3 separate regions of the Mus musculus genome follow, and regions 2 and 3 are each linked to region 1. Evidence: chromatin loops called from intact Hi-C (ENCODE). Cell type or tissue: left cerebral cortex. All regions are shown on one strand.

Region 1 (8,000 bases):
TTTCACACAGACACATTAAAGAAACTGTTAAGAGTTATTACATTTAAGCCAGGCGTGGTGGTGCACGCCTTTAATCCCAGCACCTGAGGGGCAGAGGCAGGTGGATTGCTGAGTTCAAGGCCAACCTGGTCTACAGAGTGAGTTCCAGGACAGCCAGGGCTATACAGAGAAACCCTGTTTTAGAAAAAAATAAAACAAAACAAAAAAACCCACAGACCTTTCACTAGCAGCTTTTTAAATTTGTAAAGTCCTCTAATAGCCTCAACTTACCTTGACAAATGAAATACTTAGAAATCTTACATGCAAGTTAAATGAAATAAAAGCCCTCCATCACTACGCACCCAACTGTGACAAAATGACAAAGACTGATATGAAGTGTCACTGAGTGCCTGCGCCCTGTGTCTCAGTCACCACGTGCCCACCTAGTCTTTCCTGTGAGATTCTATGAAAAGCAAACCTTTCCCAGACTGCCCTAAACCGAGCAGCTGGCACTGCTAAGGGCTTAATTTTCTCTGAGAAAATATCACAATAGTAGGTATTAGTCGTAACTTCAACTTATTTGAGTAATAAGCATAATTTTGGTATAGCCTCTGTTCTTTTTGAAAAATACTTCCAATCCATTATAAAAGCAAAACCACAATATTAGTGATTTCTTACTCTACCCTTCAAATATAAAGAAAAGCTACACAGAAATGCCTACACAGTGGTTTGACAAAGGAGTATGAGGTGGTTCAGACTGCCCTCTGAGAAAAACCAAACACGTCAGGAACTAGAGCATCGAGCGGGTCTCCCAAATCTCATGCTTGAACTTGAACCTGTGCTCAGTGCTAAGATCCTACAGCCCAGGCTGAAATGAACACTCAGAGGAATGAAGAAGTAGGAAGGAAGAGCTCTGGTGAAGGTCCATTTCAACAGAACAATGATGTCAGGTACATTTCTTTGTGCCTAGGTCTGCTATCTGTAAAAATAATTTAAAGCCGCTTCCGTACTGGATGTGGTAAATATATGCATTGGATCTTTAGAGCAGAGGAAAAACTATCAAGCAACTCATCTCTGAAGTTCCTCACAAGAACCATGGGAAACTACTAACCCTATGTTTCCTTAAACACACTGGGGCTTACACACACCTGAGCACTGTTCCCTTCCAAACACTCCACAGCAAACAGCACTTAGTCCCAAAATGCTACTGCACAGACATTTAGACATTTCCCTGAAATTGCTTTAGACTTGGCAAATTCAATCCTCCAAATGTGCAGCAACAGAACATGGATATTCCCAACTATGCTTGTTTTTGCTTATCCTTAAAATGAAAATGTCTGAAGTAACTTCTATTCAAAACAGGTTTATGTAAGTAATGAAATTGCATGGTTTCCTCCAGCAAGTTCCCTGAAGGAAACATTTCTCTGCTTAAAACACACCCCTCCCATAACTACAGACCTCCAATGTACAACTCATACTTAGCGGGGCCAAGCTCCCTATCTGCCATCATTCCTTCCTTCTCACCCCAGTGTCTTGGGCAGCAGCAATAGCATCACCCATCTCTGCAGCAACTCTGCTCCTTCATCACTAGGCCAGGATGGTAAGGAGCATTAGCAGCAGCCATTTTTTTTGAAAGGTGATTCACACAACGCTAAAATCTACACAATTAAATAAGAACTGCCCTAAGGCACAAGCTTTTCAATCCTGCATTTTTGTTCACTGGGCACTGTGAAAATCTGGTGAAACACTACCACTCTCCAGTGCTCTTTCACTAGTGACACACATACATGTTAAGTGATCTGACAACATGAAAAACTGCCCAGATCCTAAGGTGACAAGCATATGCATTTAAATGACTTGACAACCATGAAGAACCGCTCAGGTCCTACGAACCACCCTCTCGAACAACCTACAAAGCACTATTGAATCTTCAATCACCTGTACAGAAACTTGGCTGACTCTTCATGCTCATTAAGATCATGTCTTCATTTGAGTGATAACAAAAGCCCTATCATTATCAAAGCGAGAGGGCTAGTCTTGCCACAGAGACAAGTTTTGTTCCAGTTATTATTTCAGGGGCTAGAATGTACTCTTCTGTTGCCCCAGATCTCTTAGCGGCTGGCTTGCTATATCCAGCCCACCTGAAACTTTACTGCTACATGAAATGAAAATATCAACTGAGGGAATTGTCCTGAATTTTTGGCTTTAAACTTATCTCTGAGCAGACTCCAGTTTTGTTTTGTTTTGGGTTTTCCGGACTTTTTCTGGAGTAACTGGGAGCAGAGAGTAACGAGTACAGATTTAGAATCCCTACAGTTGACAGATTCTCCATGCAAACTCCTTCCTCTCTTGCGAATACCTCTTTATTCCATATCAGATACAGTCCCCCCTCACAAGCTTTGTTTGAGAAGTTCAGAATTCACACTTTAAATGTTCCTGACCTACCAAACTCAGAATTAAGACCAGCCCGCACATTTTCTCAAAAGTTCACAAGGAAAAGCATGGTAGGAGTCCTGTAGGAGATGCTTATTCTGGGATAGCTGGTTCTTTTGCCCTGTGGGGGGAAAGGTTACATGCCACCGTTGGCCACTCACCTTGAGAATTTTTACAACCACCCTCTCATTGTTGGTGATGTTAATGGCCTCAAATACTTCACTATACTTGCCCCGACCAAGTTTTCGAACCAGTTGGTAATCATCTTGATTACTGTGAAAGGCAAGAGATATACATAAATGCCAGGATTTGGGATTAAGCAAGCCTCTGTCCACCACACATCCATCCGCCATCTCCAACTAATCAAGCATTCGGAAGTATTCCTACCATCACACAGCAACTCATTCTCTTAAATGAGAGCCACACAGAAGCTTGGCTCCCTTCACTCTGCAGAGCTCCTAACCTAACTGACTCTTAACAAGAAGAGGAATGGGCAGCTACAAGGCCTCAGGAGCCATTAAGGGGACTAAGGGAAGCATCCCCCCTGGTGGTACTGGGGTGCCCTGCCCGTGGCTCCACGGCACCTGCCTCCCATTTCACACCTTCCAGGGGGCACTGCCCGCTCTAGACAATCTGCCCCTCTTCAAAATGACCCTCCCACCCAGCCTCATTTCAGAAAGTAAAGAGGTAGAGATTTCAACAGCTCAAGAGGACAGCCATGGACTTCCCAACCCATAGGAAGCCCAAAGTCTGAGGAGGAAGGGCCGCCCCCACCCCCGACCCCACGCTTCTCCCCACCGGCGGCTGAGCCGGGGACCGAGGCAGGGCGGACAGGAGAGGCCGGGGACACGTGCGGCCGGGGCCGGGCCTCCCTGCCAGCCCCGAGGCCGAGCGGCCGGCGGGTGCGGTTCGCGCGTGGGGCGGCCGGCGGCGGCTTTACCCCCAGCTCGGGACGTGGGCTTCGTAGTCCCAGTACTCGCGGCTCCTCAGGCTGTTCACCTCGGCGTAGACCCGGGCCCGACTGCCCGCGGCCGGGCCGGGCATGGCGGGCGGGACCGGGGGGCGCCGCGGGGCGCCGAGGGCGGCGGCGGCGCGGCGCGGGGCGCGGGGCGGCAGGCACGGGAAGCGGCGGGCCGCGGGCTGCCCAAGCAAGAGGAGGAGCGCGGCGGCGGCGGCGGGCGTCCGCGCCAGGCCGGGCCCGCGGGGGCGGGCGGACGGACGGACGCTCGGGCCGGGGGGCGCGGAAGGCGCCGGCCGAGCCGGCCCGGGGCCTTCGGCTGCCGGAGGGACGGCGGGGTTCGTGCTCCGCGGAGGCCTCCGCTCGGCTCGCGGCCCCCCAGAGGCGGTGGTGGCGGCAGCGGCAGCCACCGGTCGGGAGAGGGGCAGCGGCAGCGGCGGCGGCGGCGAAGAGGGAGGAGGAGGAGGCGGAGGAAACCCGGAAAAGGGGCCGCACTCGCCAGGAGCGGCCGCCGCCCAGCCCCGGCCCGCCCCGGCCCACAGCGCCCCCTACAGTGCGGGGGGACTATGGCCGGCGCCCGCCCCCTCAGCGAGCTCGCCACCCTCCAAGCAATGTGGCCGGCTGCCTGCCCAACTGCAGGCCACCCCCCAGAAGTCTCTACCTTTGACTGCCGCCGCGCTTAGCATAGTTCCACTGTCCAGTCACCTCGTGTCCACCCACCACGACCTCCCATATTGGCCCTGAGCTGACTTTCTTTGAAACCCAAGAACCCTCCCCTCAAACTGTCCCCCTTCCTCACTCCTCTTCCCACTCTGGACCCCACCCTGCCATCCACAGATCCCTTCCTTCAAGAGGAAAACCAAACTAGTCCTAAAGCTACCCTCGCCTCCCAATTCCCCATCCAGATTCCTCCCTGAGAGCCCACTGAGCCATCCTTTGGGCCACTTGCTTAAACCAGAGCCCACCAGATAGTTTCCCCATAAAGTTAACTGGGTTTTTCCCCCTTTGTATTGAACCTGTAATTTGTGGATCATACTTTGAGAATGTAAATATCCATTTTGTTTGTTTGTTTGTTTGGGAGGAGGGAGAGCTGGGGAGTGAGGACTTCTTGAACAGTCTTCTCTCTCATTGATGTCCTGGGGTCCCCGGCTATCTTGTTTTCCTGTTCATATTCTTTAACAACAAGGATCTCTTCTTCCAGCCCAGGTTGCTCTGACTCTAAACTCCCCCTCTCCCTCCCCCCCACACACTGTTTTCTAGATGAGGCCACGTTTCCTCTTTCTTCACATACCGAACTATCGAGGTTCAAGTCCCGGTTCCATAGTTTGCAAGGAATGCAGATTTGAACCAATGACTCAACGTCTCCGTGCTACAGATTTTGTAGCATCAACCCAGCACCGACTTCACAGAGCTGTACAGAGACTAAGGACTGCTCCATATTAAAACACTACATGTTCCCGCTGTTGTTAAACTCTACACCTTTCCTTCCCTGAGAATAGCGCATGCCCGTCTTTCAGTTTCTTCTTCTCTCTGAGCTTGGCCACGGGGTACCGCTGCCACCCCACAAATGACTGGCTTTCTTTTTCAAATCTCACCTTAGAGGCCACTTTCTCTGAAGTTGATACTTCTCTCAGCGACTCCTCCATGCCCTTCGTAAAACTACAGCTTGGCATGAGTCCTCTCCTGGTTTGCCATCTGTCCCCTCCCTGTGAAAACAATGTGAAGGCATGACTAGGGCTGGGTGATCACCACCAGGTCACTCAGTGTCTGCCGGGCAGGAGGCCTTCAGTCAACACAGTGCTCTTGGCCCACGGTTACCATGCTGGTTACAAAGGGGACCCTGAAGGTCATATTATGCATGGACCAGCTGACTTTCTGTGTGACGCACAGAGAAAGGACACACCACTCATCACATTGCTGTCAAAAAAGCTCAACCTGCATCCAACCAGACACGGCCAAACTGAGGGACAGTTCAGCAAAAAAATCTAGTTCACACTGCTAAAAAATAACAGTGTCACAGCCAAAACAAAACTTGAGGTGCTGCTCTAGAGTAAAGGAGACTGAGAGCGACCCCTGAGGCTGCACACTGTAATCCTACCTGAGGAGTAGACTGTGGGTTCAAGGCCAGCCTGAGCTACATAGTAAGATCTTGTTTTGTTTGTTTACTTTTTTGTGGGGGGATGCAGTCAGGTGTGGTAGTGCATTTTGGTAACCCTGGTACTTGGGAGGTTAAGACAGGCAGATCAGCATGAGTTTGATGCCTGTCTATCTGGACTATGGAGTGAGACCTGTCCAAAATAAAAAATAAAACAAACCATTCAGAAGCCTAGAGAGACAGACACACTATTTCTACTGCCCTTATCATTCAAAAGCAGCAAAGAATATCCAAAATAAATAAATGGGTCAGGCCAGGTGGGGTAGTCCATGACTGTTAGCCTAGCAGTTGGGAGGCTAAGGCAGCAGCATAGCCTAGATTCTGTAATGTGCTTCAGGCCAGTGTGGGTTATGTAGACTCTATTTCAAAAACAAAAGACAACAAAAAAGCAAAAGCAGGAACTGTGTGTGTATGTGTGTGTGTGTGTGTGTGTGTGTGTGAGAGAGAGAGAGAGAGAGAGAGAGAGGAATACACTTATCTCTGGGGTAATTTTAATATGGGGTGTATATTATATATTACCAATGTTTTTGTTTTTCCCAGACAGGGTTTCTCTGTGTAGCCCTGGCCATCCTGGAACTCACTCTGTAGACCAGGCTGGCCCCGAACTCAGAAATTCACCTGCCTCTGCCTCCCAAGTGCTGGGGATCAAAGGCGTGCGCCACCACTGCCTGGAAAATACCACTGTTTTAATGCTAACTTGAAGCACATGAGCTTTATATTGGGGTTAAACAAGAAAAGCCCTTTGGTTTTAAAATTTTCAAGTGTTGAAGGATGAACTGTTTTAATCTCCACAATGTATTCTCAAGTGGCTCTGTAGAAAACCAACAAATAACAAAAACCCATGGGTTCCCAAGGACATGACCATCCATGGAAAGAAGGAACCACTGGCTGACAATTAATGACATAAGCCAAATATCCGCAAGTACTGACTCAGGCACCGTAACGCCAGGACCCTGGAGGCGCAAAGGTAGGAGAGTCATGAGTTTGAAGTCCACCTGGGTTTCATAGCAAGACCTTGTCATAAAAGAAAAAGCCCACAAATTTGCAACTTTGTGCAAACTCTAACACCTTCAATAAAACAAGAACTGTGGGCTGGAAAGAGATATAGCTCAGGGGTTAAGATCAATGGCTGCTCTTCCAGAGGACCCAGGTTCAATTCCTAGCACCCGAATTGCAGCTCACAACTGTCTGTCAATGCCAGTTCCGGGGACACGCACGTAGCCAAAACACCAATGCACATAAAATACATTTTAAAATTTGAATGAAATAAAGCATTTAGCGAACACATGGACTTTGACCTTGATTCCAAACACGGCACCCCCTCTCAATCTCCTTTTTAACACACCCTTAAGATCTTAAGGTTGCTCCAAGTTTTATTTTTTTTGTTTTCTTTTTCCCCCCTCAAAATGTTCTATTAACTTGTCTAGACCAGCAAGTCACAATCCTAAATCTTAGATAGACTTTCTTAGCTCTAGAAAGCTCCTGACACTGTGCAGAAATTGTAGCTAGTTTGAGCATGTATGCTCTTTTTCCTCTGCATGTGTCAGGTTCTCAAAGGAGACTATGGCCTGGAGAGGATTCTAAGCCACTGCCATTGATCTGAGAACTGTGTCCAAGCCCTGGCAGAGCCCCATTCTTTGCCTCCTCCACCCTGGCCCACCTCTGGCCCCACCCACACTCCCTGTTCTTGCCTCTCATCCTTCACCACGTTGCCCACACCCATGTCTCATAACCTGATCCCACACCTGTGGCTGCTTGGGGATTCTCCCACACATGGCTCTGGCGCAACATACTCCGGATTTGGCTGATACTCTATTGGCTCAGCCCTGAAACCTATAGCCAGCCCTCCCACAGCCAAGTGGAAGGCGTTTTTTTTATGGCTTGTTGCAAAGTAGGATGATGGGTGTCCCACAGTATTGGCAAGGTCCCACTGCTTTTCTTTAGTCCCCCCCCCCCCCTTTTCTTTTCTTTTCTTTATATGGCCAGCCTGGCTACGGTTAACATGAGGTGGTACCCTGGCAGTCCAGCTGAAGGAATCTGGCTTGGGTTTGTGAAAGACCGAGCAGGTAGTTCTGCATAAGTAGGTGGAAGGGCAGGGAGAGCCCAGTACTGATTTTTCTTCACTGTGTGTGCCATATACAAGTGAATGTGATCAAAATTATAGAAAAGAGGATGCAAGGAGATGCCTCGAATCAGATCATCCAGTGCTTCCTCGCCGACATCTCTTCTAGACTCCAATTTACCGAACAAAATAAAAATCATTATGAAGATCTTAGAACATTTTCTGACAAGTTTTTTCCTGGGGTTGGGGTTCAAATCTAGAGCCCCCATTTACTGTCTTGATAAGGTCTATTTTCAAAACATTTGAGAGGTTTCACAGGTCTTTTTTTTTTTTTACCTCACATTGTTTCTTCTTAAAACAAAAACAAAAGCAAAGAAAAAAGAAAAGAAAACAAAACAAAAACCCAAACCTCC
Region 2 (8,000 bases), 53 kb before region 1:
CAGGCTAGACTCAGACTCCCAGAGACTCATCTAATTAAAGTTGTACCCATCCAGCCCTAACATTCTTAATAAAGGTAGTCGGATCTGTTGGTTCCAGAAGTAAAGGGACATTAAAGAACCTGTTGATTTTTTTCTAAGCTCTTGGTCTGAAAGCCAACAAAGATCTGTCTCAGCTCTTAACTAAGTCCCAGTGTGGGGACAGGAGGATGAAGAGGCTGGGAGCTGATAAAATGACCCTGTGGGGTCAAGGCAAGCATCAGAGGCACTGCTACCTCTGCTCTGTGACCAAAGACCAAGGAAGATGTGGGTGAAGGCCAGGAGCACCAAGTGCGTGCGGGAGGTTTTGCGTGCAGAGCGCTTCATGGCCTCCATGCAGCAGGAGCCTGTCTCTAAGGAGGGAGTGGAACCGGTGAGTGAGCCTGGACAACTAGTTAGTCTCAGCGCTGCCTCAGTGCCACATTAGAGGTTTAGGAGAGGAAAAGCCAAAGGACAATGACTACATCACCTTAATTTCAGAAGCCTAAGCAGATGCTACACCTAATCTTTCAAGATCGTTTTTCATAGAAACCAAATAGGCATTTTCTCTGTGCACAAACGCAAAAGTCAGAATAGTAAATACTTGTGATATCAAAATAAGGACTCAAAATAATCATCCCAGTCAGTGTGTAGTGCCTCCTGGCAAAGGGCCAAGGCACAGGTTGGTAATGTAGACAGCCCTGTCGCCCCTACCCTACAACCAGACTCTGACCTTATTACAGCTTTGCCTTAGTTCCCAGGAGAAGGGTGATTTTCTTTGTACAAGGCCTATCACTCAGATGTTGCTCAATAAATCATTGATAAACATGACCAACTCCAGTGTTTCCTTGACTGGACTGCATCCCCAGTTACTGAGATCGCTTAACTGAGGAAAAGCCTGAATACAATAAAGCTGATGTGGATAGGCCTAAACTTCTTCTTTTTCTCTTGCCCCCTCTTGCCTCAGTTGGAGAAAACTTCTCCCTTAAACACTAGTTTGTCAAATCCAAACAAGAGTTAGAAACGTAATTAATTCCTGTTTTTGCAAGAATGTCTGTTTAATTTGCTCCATGTGACTCTGCCCTAATAATGTTGTGTATGTTGTTTATGTCATCAGGGTACCACTGGACCTTTAGAGGCGTTGTTAAGGGACACAGTGCACCATGGTTACTCTGCTTTCTATGCCATGTGTAAACATGTTGACTAGTCAAAAACTCGGGCTTGAAAGAATAAAACACATCACAGAGAAAAGCCAGGGGGTAAATGAACCCTCTGATAGACGCTCCGACACTTCTTTCCCATCTCAAAACAGCATGTTCTCCAGCCCTGTTCTGACTGCTTTACACCAACACTTCAGACAGCTCAGTTTCCAAGTTCAAGCAGCACACAAGCCTGCTCTCTCTCTGTGCCCTCTGGCTGTGCAGAACAGGCAAGATACCAAGGCTGGTGAGCACCCTCCCAACACTGCCAGGTGGACTGTCTCTGGGTTCTCCCTGCAGGTCTCATTTAAGAGCTCCTGCTGCTTCATTTCAAAGTGAACGAACACTCAGGAGATTGTGGGATGGGGGGAGCTAAGGGTCCGCTTCCTATGGGATACTCTTGACATAACTCTAGCTATGGATCTGAAAGAGTTGGTCAGACTGCTTACATACCAAAGGCCAGATCTTGAGGAACTCTCAACTGTCTTAGCCAAATGACAAGACACTCCCAACAGGTTTCTCTCAAAGCTGTCCTCAGAACACACGACTGCCTAGCAGTGACAAACAGAAGGCAATGCAGGTACTCTGTCAACCACTGTGTGTCTCAAAGCCCTTCTCTGTGAATTAGGAAAGACATTGTTCTAGTCCTACTACGAATAATCTTGACTTACTCCACCCATTCTATATACATCTCTATGAACACCACACTAGGCATATCACCTCTCTCCATCTTCCCCAGCCGAGGGCAGAACTAAAGATATTCCCTAAATCACCTGGCTTCCACATTAGAGTGACCACTTTATATTCAAAAACAAAACAAAACAAAAAAACGGTCCAGCTCACTGCCCCAGGAATCTTCATGAGAAAAGAAACGGCAAGGCATTTCATCTAGATCTTAATATCTCCAAAAGTGAACAGGGAAGGCCACCATCTCATGTGGCAAGCAAAAACACCATCCATTCTAGAGGACGGCTGGATAAAAATACAGAGGCTTGATACTGGCTCTCGAGAAGCCCCTAACAATCACCTTTTTGCAGGTTTCCCAATGGAGAAGGCCAGTACAGGAAGAATAGTACGGACTCTAAGTTACAGAGGGCTCGCAGCAAGTTCCAAAGGTTTGGCTGTCGACGGATGGAGCTAATGAATGGGATCAGAACAAGTCTGGCTTGGCCGGTGCTCAGGATGTCCGGGGAAAAGGCCCTCCGTATGGAGTGCAGCAACAGTGCTTGGCACCAGCGAACACATGCATGTCTTTCTTCAAAGTGCTATGCGTTTCAAGCTAGGCTGTGGGCACTCTGCCCCCATTCTACTGACCGGGACGTCAAGGCTCGGTAGCCACTCCATCACGTGGGCGGCTAGTCGGCCCCACCCCCGTCCCGCCCCCACCGCTCACCTTTTTGTCCCAGATCTGCAGGGGCTTGCTGCCGATGCTGTAGAGGATGGAAAGGAAGCCACTCTGGAACGTGTTCTTGAACATCTCGCCAGCCGCGGCCCCGCAGCCGCCGCCCTAGGCCCGGGATTGGAGATCGGCACCGAGCGGCGAAAGAGAGCGGGTGCCGCCGGTCCGAAGGTAGGACGCTGAGAGCTGCAGCCACTGACGGCGGGAAGCGGCGGCGTGACGCAGATCCGTAAGCCTCGGTGAGCACCGAGCCACCTCAGCACCGAAACCACAGCAACTGCCGCCCGCGCCGCCGAGCCTGCCGGAGAGGAGGCGGAGCGCCGCCTCGGCCCGCCACGGATCCCTCCGCACGCTTGGGCCCGCCCCTCGGAGGCGCATTGCCCAGTCCTGCCGCAGAAAGAACGGTTTCCGGTTCCTTCCGCCCTTAGGCCCGCCCCTTCCTGCCCCCTCGGGCGCGGAACTTGGTTGCCAAGGGACTATTCCCCGCCCCTCCCCGCCGGGGCCCAGACTTGGTTTAGAACAGCGGAAGGAGACTTTAAGTTTACCTCACGTGTTTACAGTGCCTGCGTGGTGTCATGGGAACCGGGAGGCGCGTGGAGGGGTGGAGTCATGCCAGACCCCTCCCCCGAAGGGCGGGAAGAGTGAGGAAGGTGGCTTTGTGCCAACGACAGATAAATATTATCCCTGGGTGTGTTGACTCCAGATTTTAATCCTAGTACCGGATTAAATCCCAGCAGAGGTAGAAAGATCTCTGAATTTGAGGTCTACATATCGAGCTCCAGGACAGCCAGGACTCAGAGACACCCTGTCGCAAAAAACAAATATTGGTTGGCCCAGGAGAACGTGTGAGCTAATGAACCAGTATTGATTGCCCAATTTACATCATCACCTTTAATTATCAAGTTACAGTGAATGAGCTGCTGTAAAAGCAATACTCTGGGGGAAAGCGTATCTCTTTAAATGCATTGATTCGAAAAGAAGAAAGCCGGAATATTAAGATATAAACAAAAATTAATAAAATCTTAAAAGTGGAATAGTTGAGTTGAACCGACAGCTGATTTTTTTAAAAAAAGTGTGTCAATTTCTGGAATATTGTAGGAAAGACATACGCTGTGTATTTCAAGTAGAAGGAAATCTCAAGTGTGGAAGACTTCCACCAGTCGCTGAGCGTCTTCCTAAATGGTGTTCCACCCAGGCCTGTGTTCTGGCGCACAGAAAAGAGTTTGAAGCACAGACGATCACTTTAGCAATTTTAACGATCATAGTTGCAAAGTTTACACATTTACTATGTGACGGGTATATGTGATGCCTTACCCTGTATTAACTCACTCTACCCTCACACCAAAGCTTTGAGTACTCCAGCCAGAATTTCTAGATATCGTGAAAACTATGTGAATCTATTACTATATAAAAATGAAACTTGTTATATGGAATTAATTTTTGCATGATATCTGGGAATTCTTTATGTACTCTAAGCCAAGTGAATAATTTATAGCTTGATTGTTTTTAAGTTGTTCAAAATATCCTCGGGGCTGGAGAGATGGCTCCGCTGTTAAGAGCACTGGTTGCTCATCCAAAGATCCTGAGTTCAATTCCCAGCAACCCCATGGTGGCTCACAACCATCTGTAATGGGAACTGATGCCCTCTTCTGGCCTGAAGGTGTACATACAGATAGAGAACTCAGAAACAAAACATAAATAAATAGAAATCTTAAACAAAATCCTCAGGAAAAAGATTCAAGATAAGAAATGATGGTATACACTGGAAGGAGAGGCCCATTGGACTTGCAAACTTTATATGCCCCAGTACAGGAGAACGCCAGGGCCAAAAAGTGGGAGTGGGTGGGTAGGGGAGTCGGGGGGAGGGTATGGGGACTTTTGGGATAGCATTGGAAATGTAAATGAGGAAAATACCTAATAAAAAATATAAAAAAAGAGAAATGATGGTATATGAGTTCTGATGGTGATTTCAATACTGCACATAACTAACCACTTGGCGTCTTATAGAAAGTAAATTATTTCTAAAAATAATTCAGCAGTACTAAGTCTGGAAATAGAAAATGGAATGAGTAATAGAAAATTAAGGTGATAACTAAGCCCCTCAGAAGGTTCTGAGCCCTGTCTCATTTTTTTCTGATTAATGTAATATAGATATTGAGGAAACTATAAAAAGTAACATTTATAATATCACCATTTGGAAATAATTGTATGCCTCTCTATTGTCTCCACACCTCCCTGCATTGCCCTCCTTCTCGGCCCGCATCCCACCACATATTAATGTGTGCAGGTAGCCACGGAAGCTGTCTTTGTCCTAAAACAGACAAGAACTGAGCACAGCATCCCTTGCTGTGGTTGTTAAGATCCATCCTTTGGGCCAGTGGGTGTGGAATCCGTCACTGTCCTCCCAGGTAGGCATCTACATTTATCTCTCCCCTTCTCCAGGAATGGCCATCTTTATGCATATTCCACTTAAAAAAAACCAGATGAGAATTTCTTTGGCTTGCATGTCTGCTCTAGAGTAACTAGATCTCAATAAACACACATGTTCAATTTGACCAAACAGCTCTTACAAATCATGTAGCCATTTACATTCCCATAGACAATGCTTATAGTCACAATTCCTGTTAGTCTGTTTTCTTAAATTTACAAGTCTGAACTATATACATGTTGGTTTGGCTTATTTTTCATTTTCTGATGACTAATATTCTGGCTCATCTCATCATGGGCATTTAAAATTAATTTAAAGTCACTTCTTTCTTTCTTTTTTCTTTTCTTTTTTTTTTTTTTGGTATATATACTTGTATGGGTGCTTTTCCTGCATGGATGTCTGTGCACCTCTCATGCGTCTATAGAGGCCAGAAGAGGGCCTGGAATTACAGAGAGTTGTGAGCCATCCTGTGGGAACTAGGAATCTTACTGGAAGAGCAGCCAGTGAGTGCTCTTAACCACTGAGCCATTTCTCCCACCCCTCTTCACAGGTATTTGAATTGCTTTTATTTGGGGCTGGCAAGAGGATTTAGTTGGTAAAGACACCTGGCACCAAGCCTGGTGATCCGACTCACTTGGTAGAGAATGAATGCCTGCCAGAAGTTGTTCTCTGAGCTTCCTGCACATGCATCTCTCTCTCGCCCTCTCCCCTCCCCCTCCCACATTAAGAAAATTTAATTTCCAATTGCTTGTTTGTGTCTTTTGCCCAGGTCTCCACTGAGGCTCTTTATCCTTTATTGAATTGTGAGACCTAGCACTCACTACACAAGCATCTATCACTGAGTGGCACTAGATAGGAGATAAAGAAGGATGGGGGTTGGGGGGGAGGAGACAGAGACACGCACAGAGAGAGATCCCTTATCTAATTTCTTTCTTCGTTTGTTTCTTCTTTAAGCATGACTACTAGCAAGCCACAACCAACCCCCAGACTGATCACCAACCACCAACCCTGCCTCTCAGGGCCCTAGAATTTATAGACCCGCTGAAAATCTCCCAGAATTCTATCTGCAGCGGGCAAAACCATGCCTCTGCTAGAGCAAGAGGCAGATCATAGTCAGCTGGTGTGGACAATCTGAAGCAGCCCCGAATCCCTCCACCTGGGGTTAAAAAGAAATCACATCCTTGTAATATTTGTGTGTTTTCTTAAAGAGACCAAAATTCCAGAATTGTCACTATACTGGTTTGTCTAATATTCATGGGGTCTTGTTTTTCTATTCAGGTTTTACAGTTAATTTATTGCTCAATTTTGATTAGGATTAGATTGGTATAAATTTGTTTAACAAAAGTATCTTGCTGAGCTTTCTGATGCACACCTTTAACCCCAGCACTCTGGAGGCAGAGGTAGGCGGATCTCTGAGTTTGAGGCCAACCTAGTCCTATAGAGTGAGTTCCAGGACAACCAAGGGGCTACATAGATCCTTTCTCCAATGAGAAAATAAAATAAAACAAAAAACAGACAAACAAAACAACCCACTTGCTTTCATACTTCTATACCTGCCATGACAAATGATACCATACCACATTCTCGGTGGCCCAAAACAGAACCTTTTTCTGTTCTGGAGGTGGGGTGTCCAAAATCAGTGTTGTCAGAGCTGCTCAACTTTAGAGATGTTGGGGGGGGGGGCCCTTCCTGGCCTGAGGCATTCTTGGCTGATGGCAATATAGATGTATACACTCTTCATCCATTTTCACATGGCTACCTCCTTCTCTTCTGTATCCTCTAATAAGGATACTAGTTCTCAGATGGCCTGTCCTGAATCCAGTTCATCATTAACTAACTAACTAACTAACTAACTAACTACCTTAGTTACTGTTCTATTGCTGAGGAGAGACACCATGACCGAGGCAAGTTATATAAAAAAGCAAGAAAGCATTTAATTGGAGGCTTGCTTATAGTTTTAGAGGGTTAGTCCAGGACCATCATATTGTGTGGTGTGTGTGTGTGTGTGTACACACATATATACATATATATTATATACATATATGTTATTTGATTTAATTTCAAATGCTATCCCCTTTCCTATTTTCTCATCCAAAACCCCCCTATCCCCTCCCCCTCCCTCTGCTCCCCAACCCACCCACTCCCACTTCCTGGCCCTGGCATTCCTCTACACTGGGGCATAGAGCCTTCACAGGACCAATGGCCTCTCCTCCCATTGATGACCAACAAGGCCATCCTCTGCTACAAATGCAGTTGGGGCCATGAGTCCTACCATATGTTTTTTGGTTAGTGGTTTAATCCCTGGGAGCTCTGGGGGTACTGGTTAGTTCATATTGTTGTTCCTCCTATGTGGCTACAAATCCCTTCAGCTCCTTGGGTCCTTTCTCTAGCTCCTTCATTGGGGACCCTGTGCTCAGTCCAATGGTTGGCTGCAAGCATCCAGCTCTGTATTTGTCAGACACTGGTAGAGTCTCTCAGGAGACAGTTATAACAGGCTCCTGTCACCAAGCACTTGTTGACATCACAATAGTGTCTGGGTTTGGTGACCGTATATGGGATGGATCTCTAGGTGGGCCAGTCTCTGGATGGCCTTTCCTTCAGTTTCTGCTCCATACTTTGTCTCTGACTCCTGACCATCATATTGTTGAGTGTGGTGCAGGCATGGTGCTGGAGCAATAGATAACAGCTTACATCCTAATCCACAGACAGCAGGTAGAGAATGGGAGTAAGCTTGGCACAGGCTTTTGAAACCTCAGAGTTCTCCCCTCAGTGACACCCATCCTCCAGCAAGAGCATGTTGTTGTGGGGAATTCACCAGAGAAGACTGCCTGGACATGGGTTTATTAGCCAGCCGGCAACTGTTAGGTGTTAGGATCAGGATCCAGATGTAGGTCTGAGCCTTTCTGAGCTTCTGAGCACAAAATCCATGCTCTGGGTTAACATACTTAAGTTAGCAAGA
Region 3 (8,000 bases), 210 kb after region 1:
CCGCTGGGGTGGATGGATGAATGTACACATCGCAGAAAGGAAGGGAAGAAAGGGCAGAGGGAGGAGAGAGGACACCATTCTAAAAATACAGCCATCTGCATCGCTAGTTTCCTGGGAAACCTCTGGAAACAAAGCTCAGCAGGGCGTAGGGTGTGATCGTGTGGGGATTGTGGGGATCGGGGCTTAGGGTGGCAATTCCTCCTCCTGCTGCATTGAGGGTTAGGATGGAGGGGCCCGAGCTGCCACTGGGACGCAGGAGGGGGAGTCTGCGGGCTTCACTGCTAAGAACAGCTGGAGACAGAGCCATAAAGGGAGGGAGAAAGGAAGCCAGGTCTCCAGGGACTGACCGGGACCGACCGTCCCTTCACTCTCTAGGTGGTATGGTGCTCTAGCATGAACACTGAACAGGTCTCTTCCAGCCTCACCTCACTTCCCATCACTGTGGAATGAGACAGCAGAGTAGGCACTTTACAGGCTGGGAGATAGATGCCTTAGAGGCCGGAGGAATTGGGGCCAGGCCGCGGTGGCACTCGCCTCTGATCCCAACCCACTTCAGAGTGGACACCCTTCTCTCAGTTCTTATCCACGGCTACAGGGGCAATGCCTGAAACCAGTTATTATGCATATTTTGTAAGGGTCTTACAGTATCGCAGGATGGCCTTGAATTTACAACCCCTCTGCCCTAGCTTCCCCTCCACCGTGTGTAATGTGCAGTCTCCCAGGCTCTTTCTGTGGGGCCTGTTTATATCTTATACCTGGGATGATACTGAATGCTTTGTAGCGGCTTTGGAAACACTTATCACCTGGGTTCTACATGTGCCGTGACAAGCACGTAGCATCAGAGGACAGCTCGTGGGATTCAGTTCTGTCCTTTGCCACTGCGCGTTCTGGAAACTAAACTCTAGTTGTCTTATTTGGTGGCAAATGGCTTTACCTGCTGAGCCACCGCACTAGCTCTGTTAGCTGCATTTTATTGTTATACAACATTTCCCCATGAAATTGAAAATTATCTTAGTCAAATTACCAAAGTAATGTGTGAATCTCGTAGCCCATTGGTGAACTTTTGGCTGCTTCTGACTTTTCTGTTGACGGTGACACTGGAGAGCATTCCCAAAGCTAAGTGAGCCATTAGTCACCCCCTGGGTTCCTTACAAAGTCTCCCTTGTTGATTGGGACTTGCTGAATCTGACAATATGAATATTTAGAATACCTTATCTTTTGGTAATTCACATTGGCTACACCCCAGCTGTGTCCTCAATCCGTGGTTTGCGCCTTTTGAAGATTTTTCATTCATTTTTGCCAACCTGACCCTCAAGAGAACAAAGGTGTCAGAGATGATATAAGTATTTTAATTAATTTCTATTTTATGTGCATTGGTGTTTTGCCTGCACATGTGTCTGTGAGGGTGTCAATGCCCTGGACCTGGAGTTATAGACAGTTGTGAGCTGCCACGTGGGTGCTGGGAATTGAACCCAGGTCCTCAGGAAGAGCAGCTGGTGTTCTAACTGCTAAGCAATCTCTCCAGTCTAGAATACCTTATTTTAATCTGAATGTCTTTGGGTATCTCTCTGTGTTTTAATGAATGTTTGACTCATTTCCCTCCTGGGTATCTTCTGGCCTCTGCCATCATGCCCAAGTGAGACAGACACAGTACTGCCTCTCCTGTGCGCGCGCGCGCACACACACACACACACACACACACACACACACACACACACGTGTGCGCGCACAAGAGAGAGAGAGAGAGAGAGAGGGAGAGAGAATGCCGAAATGTGTACACACGTGTATAGATGTGACCCTTTCTCTCTAAAAGGTCAGACGTTTCTGTGTCTGCCAGAATCAGGTCCGGGACCCTCTGGTGACTGCCGGCTGAGATCACATGTGTTTTCTGTCCTAAGCCAAGCCCTGTTCAGGTTCCAGGAAAGAGAGCTTTCACCTCCCATCCTCTTCAGCTTCAGTCTACCAAAATCTCTGCAAGCAACTCTGAGCTGCTCTCATCCCATCTCTTTCTTGCCTCTCCATTGAGCCCTTTTGCCTCACAATAAATGCAGGGTTTTGTTTAGAACCTTCAAGGTTCCTTTGCTGCTTAGTTTTGCAAAACATGACTTTATTTGAAAAACAAATACAGTATAATAGTCCTTGGTACAAGCAGATCTTGGTCCCCTGGGGACAGCAGCCCTGCCCTGTGATGTCCTCACCCGGCAGCTTCAGAACAAGGCCCAACCTCGTACTCCCTTCCTCCTAGGGCTTCTGCTCCACGACGTGACCATGGCAGGGCTGCAGGAGCTGCGATTTCCTGAGGAGAAGCCCCTGCTCCGCGGCCAGGATGCCACTGAGATGGTGAGTCGCCCCTTCCAGGTCCTGGGGCTGAGCGCCACCTTGTGGTGAAATTGGAAATTGTGTGTTCTTGTCTTTCCTGTTGTCATGGACCCTCCCTGTGAGAGCTCAGAGCTACCCAGAACTGATGTTCATTCCCTGAGAAATGTGTCAGGGCCAGCCAGCCTGAGTGCCCAGCCCATGTCGCTGGGTATGGTCCCCGCTCACCTTGCTTTGCAGCTGGGAGAGGCAGGAGCCCAGAGCCTTCCACCTTTAGCTCCGTGTTTCCTTTCCACCCACCTTCAGCTTCCTTCCAGAAGAAGCCGCAAGGATTGGGATCGGATGGATGGCTTAGCCAGCGCTCTGGGGAATCCCAGCACATGAGACCATAGCCCTGCCCCTGAGAGCATGGTCTGTCCTTCCTTTAACACATAACTCCCAGGTTAGTTGAGGGTAGCTCGTGAGGCCAGAAGTGAACGTATTTGGCAAGCTCTTCAACCCAGGTTCATCCTCCTGCTAGGATGCCTGCGGGAACCTCCTTCCTGCATCCCCACTTTTCTCCTTGCGCAGTACAACCCTTTAAAGACACACAATAATAGTCCTATGCAGCCCTATCTGTTGTAATGGGGAGACCCTCCCCAGAGCTCAGAACCACCCTAAACTGACTCTCCAATGTTCATTCTTGAGGCTGGGGGATTGCCTTCTCTTTACCCTGCCTCCCTCCTTCCCTGCCTCCTTGAACCTTTGAGCGTATCTGCCATATTCCCAGGTGCTTCCTCTGCTGGAAGACATTAGCCCAGGAATGCATAGAACAGGCTGTCACACCCTGACCCTGAAGCCCGGGCTGGCCTGTTCTGTGCCCAGGTCTCTCCAGCCTCCTGCAGCACATTGCTATCCCTTTGTCCTGACTCACAGTCCTTTGCTTCCAGTTCGTGGCAACCTCCTTCTTCCTTCTGCTCTACCCAGCCTCTCACTTCCTGCCACCGGGGCCATAGCTTGCCTCTCTGGAGTTTGGATCTGTGTTGCAGTCTCACGAGGAGGTCTCAGTCCTTGAGTCAGCACAAGGTTCTCACTGGGTACCCAGTGGCCTCTGCTTTTCCCAAAGGGGCAAAAAAAAAAAAAAAAAAAAAAAAAAAACCACCCAGTGCAGCCTCCACGTGACTCCCAGCAAAGTCCTTGAGGTGTCAGCTAGCTTTACCTTACATTGTCTTTGGGAGCTGCCGTTTCTCGACCTGTGATGCTGGCAGAGTCTCATAGCACCCTGAGTGCAGTGCCTGCCTGACCTCTATGTTCTGAGTGGCTGTAGTTTGCCAGGTACACATTCTTGTTATCCCACGATCCACCCTCCCCCCACCCCGCCCCCATAGCCATGGTATCCACAGCGGGGGGGGGGGGGGGGGGGGGCTTCAGTTAGTGAGATAGAAGCAGCCCAGGAAAAGCATCTGTACACACTTTTTTTTTCCTTGCCTTTATTCCCTTAACAGCAGAGTATAGCAACTATTTCCATGACATATGTCTTCTAGAAGGTGTGTTCTGGGCAACCCAGAGCCGATTTAAATTGTGTGAGAGGAGAATCGTAGGCTCTGGGCAAAGAAAATGCCATCTCAGAGAAGTGGGCTCTGGTACCTACAAAAGACTCTGTAACCAATGCAGAGGCGGGAGGGTGACTATATTCTATATACATCTCGACCTCTATAAGCCACTTTAGACTAGCTCTCCCTGAGGACTGCAGAGTCCTGGGATCTGTAAGGTGCTGCCTGCTCCCTCTCTGCACCCCGCTGGTCTCCACACTCTCCTGGGCTTTCCTAGCATCCCGACCCTCTCCTGCCCTTTGTTTTGATCTCATATATACCTCCTATGGCGCCCAGGGATTCATGTTGGATTATTTCTTTCTGCTATCTCTTGGCTTGTGGACCCCATCCCTCCCACACTCCTATCTCCTGAGCCCCCAACATCCCGAGAGCACACTGCACACCCTACCATTATCTGCCTCATCCTTTCTGTCAGATTTTGTTTTTAACAGAACCGCCTCCCTCCTTCCCCGATGTAATTACCTTCCCACTTGCTCTTCTGTTTGGTGAGCTTGGTGAAGGGCTCCGTCATCAGTGAACAGCCCTACCCCCTTCTGCCAGCAGCCCCCCTTCCTGAGGGGTTCCCAAAGTGGCTGCCCTCCCTCCCTTGGCCCCTGTCGTTCCTCCCAGGCCTTGGAAGAATCAGTGGGTCTCACTACAGAGCTGAGGCTGGCCTTGGACTTAAGATCCCCCTATTCCACCCTCCTGAACGCTGGAAATACCTGCAGTGCTATGTGGGTGTGTTCTGAGCCGTAGGCCCCTCATTTGTGAAGGCAGGTTGTTCATTTGATCAGCCTGTGTTCAGGAGCCCACTCTAGTCCAGCCTTTACATGACCAGATACGGTCCCCTCCTCAAGGTACCAGAGGCAGGACAGGCAGGGATCAAAGATGCATGCCACTGACAGTTTGACATTGACCCAAGGTTTGAGACAGTAAAGTGGGCAGTGTGGCTGGCCTTGACAACACCTAATATCCATAGGTCAGGACAGTGAACAGGCCTCAGCTTACCCACCCAGCCCTGGGCGTGACAGTCATAGTGCTTCTTGGCTCCTTCATCCTCTTCCCTTATGTGTAATGAGGCAGAGATCTCAGTGCTTTCTGCCTGTGGTGCAGCTCTGAGTCTCCCCGTTAACCCAGAAGATAGAAATCCTTGCACCGGGTAACCTGTGAGTCACTTCTGTTAGCATGAATGTAGACTGGGGATCAGAAGATGGGTCTGCTCTGTGCAGAGCCCTGGGAGCTGGGTTAACTTGCCCCCTTTTGTTTGTTCTCCTTAGGATAACCCTGACGCCTTCCTCTCAATTGTGGACACAGACTGGAAGGTAGGTTGGGGTTCAGCCTCTCAAATATGGGACCCATATCTGTCTGGACTTCTCTCCCACTGGGCTGGGTCCTAGAGGAGAGTAATAGCCTGTCCATGTGTCCCAGTCTCTGGTGGTGAGGGCAGGGCCACCTCACGGCCTAATGACCCCCACGGCTCACAGCAGCTCCCCCTGCCCAGTGAAGGGGTTGGACCCTCTGTGAACAGGACAGTTGGAAAGGAAGCAGAGGCCTCCGGCAATGAGTGTGCAGAAAGGAGCGAGGGATGCTGTCATCTGAATCAGCATTTTCCTCCGGTGAAAGCTAGGTTGACTGTGAAATAACTCTTGTTTCCATAGCAGCTGTTGCCTGGACAACCATGTCCCGGTTAGTTTGATGCCAAAGGTACCATGAAAATGGAACTCGCTCTTTGTTTTTATTCCTTCACATGATGATTTTGCTCACTTGGCCAGCTATCCCCCCTGCCTCGAGTCCCTTAGGAACGGTTTATTTCCTGGCACCAGAATATGTCTAACAGCAAGCATAGGATGGAGAGGGAAACGGGGTTATTGGGTTCCCAGACGCCACTGGCCACCCAAATAGGACAAACCCCCTCCTCCCTGCTGGATGGAAGTCACCTCCAGGCCACATCCTTAAATAGATAAGCGTTGGGCAACTAGGGCAACTAGATGGTGGGACCCTGGTTCTCAAGACCTCTTACTTGGTGAAGGACAGCAAAGGAATCCTCCTGTCACTCTGGGAGCACTACATAGAGGCAGGTTTTGTTCGGTTTTCCTTTTTGCAGAAAAGCAGCCACAAAAGATGGCTGTTACCTGGGCCACAGCCGGGGAGCCATCTTCATCCCCAGCTTCACAGCGGCAGGCATTGTCACTGTCGCTGGCCTTACAGGGTCAGCGCGGGTGACAGAAGCAAGACAGAGAAACTAGAAAAATACAAGAGACCGGATTCTAGGTCCAGCAGTGTCCACCCCACCCCTGCCATCCTGCTCCCAGACTGCTCGCCTCGTACGAGGGGATGGTGTCCAAGGGTCCAGTGCTCAGACACCCCCAGTGACCATGACAAGGCACAGCCAGCCACAGCACATAGCCGTAGCAGACTGACTGATGTGGATCCTGGTGCAGTGGCTTCCAGCTGTGAAGTAGGGCAGCTTGCCACCTGTCTGAAGAGTCGGGTGCTGAGTGAGCTAATGCACTCAGGTAGGGTCTAGCATTCAGGCACTAACACAGTGTCTGTTCCCTTAGTGGTTGTGTGTGAGTCTGGACCGCTGAGGATGTAAGTTGCGCTGCTCTCGCCTGAGTGAGAAAGCACGCTCACTTCGGGGGCTCTTTGTGCTTTCTCCCAGGCTTCTGTGTCTCAGAAGCACAGAATAAAAAAAAAACCTTGCCCCCAGGACTCTTCAGACAGCCGCTGGGCAGGCCTGGCCTCGGGTCTTAGGGTTTGTAGCCAGTGAGCTGAACAGAAACAGGTAGTGTGGAAGAGGCCAGTGTTGGGTCTGCGTTTCCTTTGGAGCCAGGGAAGGAGAAGCCACTCAGTAGGTAGTCAGGGAGTGGATGTGGATTGGTCAGGGCCCACGGGGAGTGGGAGTTGGTGGCAGGACCTTTCTGTTCCCTTGAGAGAGTCATGGGAGCTCTTTAGGGACAGAGCAGGACAGGAGGGCCAGGGACACACTGTTCCATGACTCCCGTTTGGGAGTGGAATGGTGAAGCGTGGCACAGAGAAAGCTGGTGGTACCCCAAGACAGAGGCTGCTACTAGGCCTAGTGCCCATGACTACTGCAAGTCAGGTCACATGACTTGCAAAACAGCTCAGCAGACACCTGGGTGGGTGGGGAGCTGGCCCCCTTCCCATGGAACCCACCAGGGTGCAGGGTGGTACAGTCCTCCATGGAGAAGACAATAGGGGCACAGACACCCAGCTCCCACCATGTTCCTGTCGCTCGGGTTCTCTTAGCCCTGGGGCTGCCTCCTCTGTCACCTCCCTGGCCTCTCCTTTTGGCACTGCTCCTCTCTGTGTGCCTCAGACCAGCTTCTCACCCTGAGCCTCACTGCCCAGTAGATACATCGTGTAGCCTTGGGGATCTTCTCCACAGACTTCGGAGCTGGACTCCATACTGACTGGCTCTAAACACAGGGCTGGTTGGAGTGGGGGGGGGGCGGGGGGGGGGAATGCAAGCTTGCCAGCTTCTCTCCTTCCCTCCTATAGGAGTGTGAGGTTAGGGAGGGCCCCGCCCGCCTGCTCCTTTGCTTCTCTGCCCCTGCAGTCGACCCAGCCCTGGGCATCCCTATAGGTAGGGTGGGCAATGCCCAAGGGGAGAGACAGGCCAGTAGCCTGCCTTCAAGGACAGTAAGTGACTTAGGCTGTCATCTTGCTGGGATGGGTGGGCTTGAGAGTCGGGTCCTCCAGATCCTGGGGCAAGGGCCCTCCCAAGATCTTGGTACTTCCAAGGGAATAGAGCCAAGTGCCGGGGCAGGTCTGCACACCCAGCTTCTCCTCGGGTCTAGCCCTGCATCGGTATACATCGGTATATGTATACATCGGTATACATATCGGTGAGAGGGGCGCCTCTGTGTGCAGGGGTACCTGTGTGGCCTTAGCTGTTGCTCCCCGGAAGCCACATACAGCTGTACCTAATGGATGGTGCCAGGGTGCTAAGCACCCTTGAGCGGCAGAAGCTGGGGACCCTCAGGATGCTGTGTGGCTCGGGAGGGAGGGGCTGAAGTGAGGCGGGGTGAACGAGTACCTCAGAAGCCAATTGGAGCCAGGTTTGTCTCCTAACAGCCAATGCGGGAGCGA

Evidence for each region. A loop is a pair of places that touch in the nucleus more often than their neighbours do. Peaks named below come from ENCODE experiments on the same cell type or tissue, not always from the same donor. Only the 100,000 strongest peaks of a DNase experiment are listed, where the experiment ranks them.
Region 2: a loop joins it to region 1, with 4 times the contacts of the local background. A loop is called at or near these places in 6 of 42 quality-filtered maps.
Region 3: a loop joins it to region 1, with 2.5 times the contacts of the local background. A loop is called at or near these places in 4 of 42 quality-filtered maps.

What each region holds. Positions count from the first base shown.
Region 1 is chr8:95,484,992-95,492,991 of GRCm38, forward strand. It overlaps Csnk2a2 (casein kinase 2, alpha prime polypeptide), which reads right to left and starts at 3,829. Exons shown (of 12, transcript NM_009974.3): 1 at 3,353-3,829; 2 at 2,574-2,685. The coding sequence starts at 3,456. In left cerebral cortex, a CTCF peak has its summit at 3,942 (motif pointing left); DNase peaks (open chromatin) are centred at 3,908 and 7,325; H3K4me3 peaks cover 1,714 bases; H3K27ac peaks cover 1,347 bases.
Region 2 is chr8:95,431,881-95,439,880 of GRCm38, forward strand. Cfap20 (cilia and flagella associated protein 20) reads right to left here and starts at 2,989. Exons shown (of 6, transcript NM_008187.2): 1 at 2,608-2,989. The coding sequence starts at 2,691. In left cerebral cortex, a CTCF peak has its summit at 4,272 (motif pointing left); DNase peaks (open chromatin) are centred at 1,553, 2,486 and 3,069; H3K4me3 peaks cover 2,744 bases; H3K27ac peaks cover 1,957 bases.
Region 3 is chr8:95,694,949-95,702,948 of GRCm38, forward strand. It overlaps Ndrg4 (N-myc downstream regulated gene 4), which reads left to right. Exons shown (of 17, transcript NM_001372423.1): 2 at 2,246-2,340; 3 at 5,165-5,209. Gm51585 (a long non-coding RNA gene) reads right to left here and starts at 3,399. Exons shown (of 2, transcript XR_003947588.1): 1 at 2,545-3,399; 2 at 2,087-2,378. In left cerebral cortex, a CTCF peak has its summit at 2,388 (motif pointing left); DNase peaks (open chromatin) are centred at 770, 1,957, 2,386, 3,202 and 8 more places; H3K4me3 peaks cover 1,126 bases; H3K27ac peaks cover 7,733 bases.